Regions from separate parts of the Homo sapiens genome. Here region 2 is linked to region 1. The links are chromatin contacts, found by Hi-C or POLR2A ChIA-PET in ENCODE. All regions are on one chromosome and are shown on one strand. Each heading gives the region's core, a stretch centred on a gene start or an enhancer-like site at or near the end of the contact. The rest is flanking DNA. Distances are from core to core; before and after follow the strand shown.

Region 1 (5,024 bases), core at 2,252-4,751:
AGATACTTGATTTTTCAGTTTTTAATGCAGCCATTATGAAAATGCTTCAGGAAGTAAGAGTGAACATTCCTGAAATGAATAGAAAGATGGAAAGTCTCATTAAGAAATAGAATATATAGAGAACCCAATGGAAAATTTAGAAACGAAATTTACAATGAAAGATACAATAACCAAAGTAAAAAGCTTACCAGATGGGCTCGGTAGCAGATTGGAAATGATAGACCTTAAATAAGACACATTAGTACTTATATTACATATGACTGGTCTAATCACAGTAATTAAAAGACAGACATTAATGAATAAATGAAACAAGACCCAACTAAATGCTGCTTACAAGAAACCCACTTATAATGCTATAGGTGGTTTAAAAGCAAAAGGATGCAGGAGAAAAAAACATGCAAACACTAATCAAAAGAAGGTGAAGTGACTATATTAATTATTAGAAGAAGTAGGCTTCAGAGCAAAGAAAATAATTAGAGGCAAAGCAGACATTATAATGACAAAAGAATCAGGTCACCCAGAAAACTAGAGCTTCAAAATTCATAAAGCAAAAACAGAACTGAAATAAGAAATAGAAAAAATTCTGTTGTAGTTGGAGACTTCAATACTTCTTTTTTGGTAATCAATAGAATTGACAGACTGAAAATCAGCAAGGCTATGAAGGAACTGAATGGCACCATCAACCAAATAGTTCTAATTGACATCTTTAGAAAACACTACCCAACTACAGAGAATACATATTACTTTCAAATATGCATAAAACATTCACCAATATAAATCATATCATGGGTCACAAAATAAACCATAACCAATTTAAAATAATTGAAATACTGTAATTTCTGACTGGAATAAAATTAAACTGTAAATCAGTAACGGAAGGAGAACATGAATATGTCCAAACTCTTAGAAATTAACACACTTCTAAATAATCCATGTGTTGAGGAATTCTCAATGGAAGTTAGCAAACGTTTTGTACTAAATGAAAATACAACACATCAGATTTGTGGGATGTGGTTGAAGCAATGCATGAGGGAAATTTCTAGCATTACCTGCATATATTAGAAAAGAGGGAAATAATAATGTAAGCACCTACCTTAAGAAACTAGAGTAAGAAAAGTAAAATAAAACCAAATAAGTAGAAGGAAGAAAATAATAAAAGTAGAAATTGATGAAGTTGAAAGCGGAGAAAAAAATAGAGAAAATCAATGAAACAAAAAGCTGATTCTGTGAAAAGAAAAATAAAATTGACCAACAAGAATGACAAATGAAAAAAGAGAAGATATGCATTGCTAACATTAAGAATGAAAGGGGATTAAACTTCACTTCAATGAATTATGACAGAATACTATGAACAACTCTCAGCACATAAAATTGATACATTAGATGAAATGGATCAATTCCTTAAATGGATCATTTCCTTAAAAACCACAAACTACCAAAACCCACCCAAGATGAAATGATAACCTGACTAGCCCCATTACTGTAACTATTAAAGAAATTTAATTTGCAGTTAACCTTCTTAACAAAATATCTCCAGCCCCAAACAGTTGCCTGGTGAATTCCACCAAACATTTAAAGATAAAATAAAACCAATTTTACAAAATCTCTTCCAGAAAACAGAAGAGGAGGAAACACTTCCCAATTCATTTTATGAGGTCAGTATTACCATGGTATGAAAACCAGACATAAAATACACTGAACAATATTTATTATGAACAAAGATGCAAAAAATCCTCAACAAATATTAGTAAATCAAATCCAGCAATATATGAAAAGAGTAATATGCCATGGTCAAAAAGGATGCAAGACTCATTGAGTATTTGAAATTCAGTTAGTATAACCTACTGCATTAACAATCTGAAGAAGAAAAAACACAATCATATCAGTTGATGTAGAAGAAGCATTTGACAAAATTCATTCATTCATGATTTACAAAAAGCTCTTAGCAGACTAGAAATTGGAGAAACTTTCTCATCTTGATAAAAGACAATTTACAAAAACATATGTCTAACATCATAATTAATAGTAAAGGATTATTAATGCTTTCTCCCTAATATTAGGAACAAGGCAAGGGTGTTCACTCTCACCACGCCCATTGAATATTATACTGAAAGTCTTCACTAGTGCAATAGGGATGGGAAGAGGGATATAGATTGGGAAGGAAGAAATAAAATTGTTCTTTTTCACAAACAGCATTATTGTCTATGTACAAAATTCCAGGAAATCTACAAAAACAAAACAAAAAATCAAACACTCCTAGAATTAATGTTTAACAAAGTTATAGGATATAAGGCCAATATACAAATTCAATTTTGTTTCTATATACTAACAATAAACAATTAGGAATGGAAAGGTTTTTAAAACACCGTTTGTAATAGCTCCAAAGAATGTGAACTACTTATAATTTTGGCAAAAAATACCATCCCAAACAAACATATATTGCATCTATAGTTGAAAACTATAGAACACTGATAAAAGCAATCTGCGAAGATGTATAATAAATAGACATAACAGGTTTATAGGTTAGAAGATTCAGCAGAGTAAAGATGTCAGTTCTCCTAGAATTTATAGATTAACATTATTTCCAGAAAGATTTTGTTGTTGTTGTTGATTTAGACAAGCTGCTTCCAGAATTTGTATTAAAAGGCAAAAGAACAAGAATGGCTGAACCAATTTTGAAAAAGAAGAACGAATAGGAAGAATCATACTACCTGATTTTAACATTTACTCTAAAGCTATGGTGATCCAGATTGTGTGGCATTGGCAAAGGGTTGGACAGACCAATGGGACAGAAACAGACCCGTACAAACACAACCAGTTGATTTTTGGCAAATTTGCCAAAGCAATGAAATAGAAAAAGGACAGTCTCTTTAACAAATGGCATTAGTTGGACCTATGAAAAAAAAATGAACCTCAATCTATGCTTCTTTGTACAACAGTTATCTCAAATTGGATCATAGAGCTACATATAAAGAGGAGAAACTACATATTTTTAGAAGAACACATAAGAGAAAATCTTTGTGACTTCTAGTTAGGCAAGGAGTTTTCCCACCACTTCTCATGACCCACAGCTGGGTAAGGTTAGCCTGGAGAGCTTGCTCCCTGTTTTCTGTTTTTGAGAGTTGTTCAGCGTGTGCTTCTGTTCATTGGAGGCACTGTTCTAACTCATTCCTCACCACACCCCTGCAAAATAGATAGTATGGTATAGCCGTGTCATTTTTGAGATGAAGAAACTGAAGCACAGAAAGATGAATAAATATACCTTGAGTGTAATAAGTTCCATGAGTGGCAGAACAGGAAATGCTCTCTTCCTAGACCTGTGGTGCCATCTACCTCTGTGTTCTGATAGACAGTCTCAGCCTCCACATTCTTCTTGAAAACACAAATCATGAATTTTCATGGCTCCTGTGACCCAGACGTGTGTTTTCAGGGCATCTGTTTTGTTCTTCTGTGTGGGTTTTATTCTCAGGCCCACGTTTGAGGTTGGTGGGTTTTTGCTGCTTGTAGTGCAATATTAACCCACATGAATCTATTTAGCGCCATCTCGTGTCTGGAGCGGTTTACAGGCCGGATTGCTTTAGTAGTAGTGGGTAGGTACAAAAAAGATGTAGTGGGAAAGATTTGATTACCAAAATATGAAAAATTAGCGTGATCGGACACTTGAATTCCATTAGACATGAACTTTGTAGTGATGCACCTCTTCCAGTATGATCCAGTTAATAGAATGTTGCGGGGAACAGATCAAGTCAGCTTTTAAACCTTAGTTTGCCTTCTCCCATTGTAATAGTGTCCTGGCTTCTTGGGCACTTGGCCAGTACCAGAGGCCCTGAGCTCTTGGGGGGAGGCCTTCAGTCCCAGCTTCTCAGCCTTGTGGAGAGTCTTCCCCGTGGATATACCTTCCAGAAGGCTAAAGAGTCTACCTTCTCTCTCCCTGTGTGGTTAGCTGATTTAAAGGAAGGTGCCAAAATGTACCTCAGGATTGGCCTTTTCAGCAGCGGGACTCAGAATGGGAAAAGGACAGTGGAGCAAACTCCTCTTCCATGGAGACTTGCCAGTTTGTTTGGGAAGGGAAGGAGGGAAGAAATGGGAAAAAATAGGGCAGAATGTGCCGAATTCTTGGAGCTCTTCCATGAGGTAGGGGCTGCATCTTTCTGCAGGAGGGTGGGGGTGGTGGTGGTAAGAAAGGATGCACTAGTAAAAAAATTCTAAAAACAAAAGCATGTAACACCTCACATTATTCAGTCTTATTTTTGTTCTTTTTTTTTTTTTTAACATATTTTACTTTTCCATTACAGAAGTAATCGATGCTCATGTTAGAAAGCTGGGAAAATAGGAAAAATACATCCAAAGAATATATACTCAATCACAATGGTTAATATTTTATGGATTTCCTTTTCTTCTTTGTATGCATGAAGATTGGAGTGTTATAACTGGGCACGGTGGCTTATGCCTGTAATCCAGGCACTTTGGGATTCCAAGGCTGGTGGATCACTTGAGCCCAGGAGTTTGAAACCAGCCTGGATAGCAGAAGGAGACCCTATCTCTACAGAAAAAAAAAAAAAATAGCTTGGTGTGGTGGCATGTGTCTGTGGTCCCAGCTACTCAGGAGGCTGAGATGGGAGGATCATTTGAGCCTGGGTGGATAAGGCTGCAGTGAGCCATGATGGCACCACTGCTCCAACGTGGGTGACAGCGTGAGACCGTGTCTCAACTAAAAGAAGATTTGAGTGTTTAATAATGTGATGTTGCTTTTTACTTATTTTATTTAATTATGTGATGTTGCTTTTTACTTATACTTGCTTTTTACTTATTTTATGAGAAACATTTTACAAGTTAGGACATAGCTTTGGTAAATGACTGTGTACGCTGAGTTCTAGGACCATGACAGGTATTTGTGTTTTAGTTATTATTTTGGTATATTAAATAATGCTTCAGTGAACACCTTTGCTTCCTTTTTTATTTTGTTTAAACTTAGAGCTATTTCCTTAGAATAGGTTTCCCAAATCATGATGACTGGGAAAGGG
Region 2 (5,571 bases), core at 13-2,512, 71 kb before region 1:
CCACTTAGCAGCAATATGTATTAAGTTGTGAGTTTGGAGGAGCCTGCACTGCCCCAGGATGTGAGAGAAAACCACAGTGTCTGTAATACAGCAAGGGAGGGGGCTGTGTGACCAAGGGCTTGGCAGACCGTGCAAAGGATTTTGGATTTCATTCTGGCTGCGGTGGGCAGCCACTGAAGGGTTTAAATGGGGAAGTGATGTCATCTAGTGGGAGTTTCCACAGGAGCCCTCTGTTCTTTGCCGGAAGGCAATATGTCTGGTAGGGAGACCTTTGAAGAAATGACTGCCAAGCAAATACTGAGCTTTACCTATCTGTGTCCTGTTAAATCTCTCTCAGTGGGGGCCTATCCATTTCCTGGGCCACTGTGAAAAACCAGCATATCCTTTCTGTCACTAGACTTCTGCAAACTCTTCTGGGGCCATTTGTTCCATGCCACTTGCACAAGGGGGGAATGTGGCTCTGCCCTGTATCCCTTTAGGCTAGAATTGAAGCCCGAGGTGGTTGGCCAATGACGTGACATTGTTTTGAATGCCTTTATTATATCTAAACACTTTAAATGATATTTTGCATTCCACTCCATAGTACACATGCTTAATTTAACACAGAACCCATTTTCCTGTAATACTGTCTGTTCCCATTTTACAGATGGAGAATCCAAGGCTTAGAGATGTAAAGTGTTTTGTTCAAGGTCACATAGCTAGTAAATGGTGATACCAGGTTTGGAATGCAGGCAGTCTGATTACTTAGCCTTTGCTCCTGATAATTCCATTCTTCACTGTGGTATCCTAGTGCCTCGAACTGTACCCAGCAGGTTCTCAGTAAACATGCGTTGGGTGATTCTATTGGAAAAGTCTGGCATCGGGTGCTAGGAATGCAACCCTATGCACACCTGAGCCACCTGGATCAGGACCAAGTGTGGGTGCTGGGAGGCTAAGCGGGATGTGTGCTCCTTGGTGTCCTGCATAACCAGAACAGGACTCCCTCCGGTGTGTCTTCAGCACCTCGCAGCACCATCACTCTGGCCAGCTAGTAATTGTGGCATACTCATCTGTCTCTCTAGCTGCATGGTGATCTCTGGAGGATGGGCCCTGTATTAAGCTCACCTCCTTCTTCCTGAGGCCTGGTCTAACTCATATATTTGAAATGTGACTGCTCAACAGTGGGCTTATGGAAGTCAGCCCAAGTCTTCAGCCAGAGAATTCCAAGAGTGGGATCTTTCATCTGCCTTGCCCATGGCCAGAACCATCCTTGAACATGAGTGAGAAAACAGGCCCAGGCAGAGCTAAGGCTGGCTTCCTGCCCAGAGGCCCTCATGTGACTAGAAGGAGCCAGCTAGTCCGTAGAGCTGCCATGCTGCCCTTGGGTCTCCCATGCTGCCTAGGGAACCCTAGGGCCTGAGGAGCGCTCAAGGCAGCCAGCACACCCCAGGAACAGGAGATGCAGAAAGCATGGGGGTGCAGGGCCTGTAAGGCAAGGGAGGCATGAGGTAGAAGGATGGATTCTGTTCTGGCTGCGTGGGTTTTTCTGGGTATAGTTGGCCATCAAGTGGAAATAGTTTATAAACTGGAAAATAGGGTCTGCAAACAGCTGGAAATAGAGATCTGGAGAGAGGAAGGGTGGGAGATGAGGGTGAAAAATCTAGGTGATAGTTGTCAGTGATAGCCAGAGTGGATTTCTACCTGTTTGAGAGGGAATAGGCAAAAGGGCAGGCCCCAAATCTGTCCCATCTACACATTATTCCATGCCACCTGTCACACACCAGATATGTATATGCAACATTCTTCTTATGGTTGGGGGTAAGGTCTGTATCCTGAATGAAATGAATAGGCTTTCATTACCTTTCCAGGGATAGTTTTGTTATCATTCATATCCTGTCTGTGTTTTCACTGTCAATAGAGTCAGTTTAATTAATTTATATGTTTTATTCTTTATTTCAGAAAAACTATACAACTCCAGCGGACGAGATTTGAGAAGGGCCCTCTTCTCCCTGAAGCAGATATTTCAGGTAAATAGGAAAAAAATAAGTACTTACCTGTTTTTACATTGCTGTGAAATTAGATACAGGCAAGCTTCTACCTGTACTTGTTATGAAAAGGAAGGACAAATTTAGATTACAATATTTATATTTAGATTACAATATACATTAGGTCATAATATCAGTTGAGAATTTTTATCATGTCAAATATTTCAAACATAATAAAAAGTAAAGGTAACTTTATCACATATTTTTCCATATTTACTTCTAGTTTTTTTTTTTTTTAACTATTATTATACTTTAAGTTCTGGGACACATGTGCAAAATGTGCAGGTTTGTTACACAGGCATACATGTGCCATGGTGGTTTGCTGCACCCATCAACCCATCATCTACATTAGGTATTTCTCCTAATGCTATCCCTTCCCTAGCCCCCTACCCACTGACAGGCCCTGGTGTGTGATGTTCCCCTCCCTCTGTCCATGTGTTCTCATTGTTCAACTCTCACTTATGAGTGAGAACATGTGGTGTTTGGTTTTCTGTTGCTGTGTTTTCTGAGAATGATGGTTTCCAGCTTCATCCATGTCCCTGCAAAGGACATGAACTCATTCTTTTTTATGGCTGCATAGTGTTCCATGGGGGTATATGTGCCACATTTTCTTCATCCAGTCTACCATTGATGGGCATTTGGGTTGGTTCCAAGTCTTTGCTATTGTGAATAGTGCTGCAATAAACATACATGTGCAAAGCCTATTAGAGGTATAACTGAAGACCTGTGTTATGCTCCCCCATCCCAAACAACCTCTTTCCACCCTACCCCCACATGCATGTTTCCTAATGGTAAATATTCACCAACAATATGTGATATTCTTTTGTATGAACTGTATACATATGTGATCATGTTGCATATATATCCTACTTCTGCTTACTGAGAATGGGATAGGTGTAGGCATAGCTGGTGTAGCTCTGATTGAAGATTGCATTGGATGAATAAAACACAAGTTGTTTTATTCATTCTTCTATTGGCAGATGGTTAATTTCCAGTGTTTTGCTGTTATAAACCATGCTATTGTGGCTATGCCCCCTTGTGTACCTGTGCAAATCTGTCTTGGATTCCATAGTATCGTTGCCTCCTAAACCTTCCCTCCATTCCTACCCTGAGAAAGTCACCAACATAATGAAGAGGACTAGGACAGGTGTGCAGAGAAGCCCCAAGATGATCAGCCATGTGAGGGCAGGCAGGGTCAGGAGATGGTTTCATAGAGAAGATGGTTTTTGCATTGAGCTTGCGTCTGTCTAGGTTCATTATTTTTCTTCTGTTAGGATTTTTGATTCTAGTTTACATTCTACTTCTTTTCAGTTCCCATCTCATCTACATCCTTAAAAGATTATCTTTGTCAGCGATAGTTGTCAGTGAGAGCCAGAGTAGATTTCTACATGCTTGAGAGGGAATAGGCAAAAGGGAAGGCCCAAAATCTGTCCCATCCACACATTCTTGTCCCATTCTTACTTCACTGTGTTCAATCATACCACGGAGTCCCTTCTCTGTGTTGACATTTCTGCAGACAAGTCCTCTTTCTTTTCTTCCAACAGCCATGGTTTTGAACCTGGTGCACCCTTGCTCCACCACACTGCATACCTCGGAAATGCCTTGGGGTTTAGAGGTCTGCCTTGGTTCATGCCTGGAAAATTGCAGCAGCTATTCATGGCACTGTGTGTGTTTGGTCCTCCCTAACTCAGTCCATTCTTAGCTTCCCACCAGAGGGAGTTACTCTCTTGTTGGTTCCATGTTGCCTTCTGGGTTACGTCTGGATTTCTCAGCATAACATGGAAGTCCTTCTTGATCTGGCCTCTGCTGCCCACCTCTCTGTCCTTGGCTACAACCTGAGTTCCTCCTGAAGTTGTACTCCAAAAGTAAGGCATGCCCTTTCTGTTCTACACCTTTGCCCTGGACCTGCGACTTATTGATTGATTGAGATGGAATCTCACTCTGTCACCCAGGCTGGAGTTAAGTGGTGTGATCTTGGCTCATTGCAACCTCCACTTTCCAGGTTCAAGTGATTCTCCTGCCCCAGCCTCCTAATTGAGATTACAGGCATCCACCACCACGCTTGGCTAATTTTTATATTTTTAGTAGAGATGGAGTTTCACCATATTGGCCAGGCTGGGCTCAAACTCCTGACCTCAGGTGATTCACCCACCCAGGCCTCCCAAAGTGTTGGGATTATAGGTGTGATCTACCACGCCTGGCCTGGACCTACAACTTCTATCCCAGAATGTTTTGCTACCCCACACCCACTCTATATGTATCTCAGTTTTCCTTCTGGTATCTCTTCCTGCTAGGGATGCCCTCTCAGAATGATCACTCACCCTAATTAGGGTCCCTCCGAATACCATTAAAAGTATCCTGTGCTTCATATACACCATGGAATACTATGCAGCCATAAAAAATGATGAGCTCATGTCCTTTGCAGGGACCTGGATGAAACTGGAAATCATCATTCTCAGTAAACTATCGCAAGGACAAAAAACCAAACACTGCATGTTCTCACTCATAGATGGGAATTGAACAATGAGAACACATGGACACAGGAAAGGGAACATCACACTCTGGGGACTGTTGTGGGGTGGGGGCAGGGGGGAGGGGATAGCATTAGGAGATATACCTAATGCTAAATGACGAGTTAATGGGTGCAGCACACCAGCATGGCACATGTATACATATGTAACTAACCTGCACATTGTGCACATGTACCCTAAAACTTATAGTAATAATAATAAAAGTAAATAAATAAATAAATACATAAATAAATAAAAAGTATCCTGTGCTTACCTGTTGTACAAGTTGAGCATCCCTAATTTGAAAATCCATTAGAAATGAATTTGAAAAATTTTGAGTCCTGACATGATGCCACAAGTAGAAAATTCCACACTCGATCTCATGTGATGGTCATAGTCAAAGTGCAGGCTCACAACACACGATTTATTTAGCATTCCCAAGGAAAAAAGAACCTCCTGCCAGTTTTCAGCTGTGATATATATTTTCCACACATGCCCAGATCCCTCCATGCAAGCATGCCCACAAAGGGCAATAAAATGGCATGTGTGCAGGCTGGATGCACCAATGGGAGGTTCCCCACAATGTCCACATGGGCCAAGAGATACATGCATTACTCATTGTGTGTGTTTGCTTATTCTGTGCTCTGTGGTATAAAGGTATTGTTAAAATGTCCAAAAGGAATGCAGATACCTCCTTGGGTAACAGTGATAAAAAAGAGAAGTCATTTATATATACCTATAGCACAGAATGAAGCTGTTGGAGAAACTGGGCAGTGGCGTAAGTGTGAACTGTCTTACAAAAGGGTATGGTGTTAGAATGATCACCATAGATGACCTGAAGAAACAGAAGGATAAACTGTCGAAGTTCTGTGTGGAAAGCAATGAGCAGAAGTTACTGAAAAATAGGAAAACATTGCATGAAGCTAAAAATGAAGATCTCAATTGTGTATAGAGTGGATCCATCAGTGATGCAGTGAACACATGCCACTTAATGGTATGCTGATCATTAAACAAGCAAAGATCTATCATAAACTGAA

Evidence for each region. A loop is a pair of places that touch in the nucleus more often than their neighbours do. ChIA-PET counts read pairs that join two places held with the same protein, here RNA polymerase II (POLR2A). Pooled maps may share reads with other maps.
Region 2: a map of GM12878 shows a loop between it and region 1 (4-fold over the local background). The contact joins two enhancer-like sites. A Hi-C loop is called at or near these places in 7 of 168 maps with a recorded cell type or tissue (GM12878, HepG2, PC-3 and 3 more), 1 of 37 single-sample maps with no recorded cell type and 4 of 50 pooled maps. POLR2A ChIA-PET finds 5 or more read pairs at or near these places in 1 of 52 experiments (BJ).

The regions. Positions count from the first base shown.
Region 1 is chr18:36,568,895-36,573,918 of GRCh38, forward strand. All of the region lies in intron 5 of FHOD3 (formin homology 2 domain containing 3), which reads left to right. Among named protein-coding and RNA genes, the nearest start is that of TPGS2, 260 kb to the right of the region's middle. Within about 2 kb of position 3,502, at least 3 of the 41 ENCODE cell types and tissues checked have a DNase peak (open chromatin) inside an H3K27ac peak, as active enhancers do.
Region 2 is chr18:36,499,994-36,505,564 of GRCh38, forward strand. FHOD3 (formin homology 2 domain containing 3) reads left to right here. Exons shown (of 29, transcript NM_001281740.3): 4 at 1,939-2,006. Among named protein-coding and RNA genes, the nearest start is that of FHOD3, 210 kb to the left of the region's middle. RefSeq lists an enhancer at 208-257. Within about 2 kb of position 1,263, at least 2 of the 41 ENCODE cell types and tissues checked have a DNase peak (open chromatin) inside an H3K27ac peak, as active enhancers do.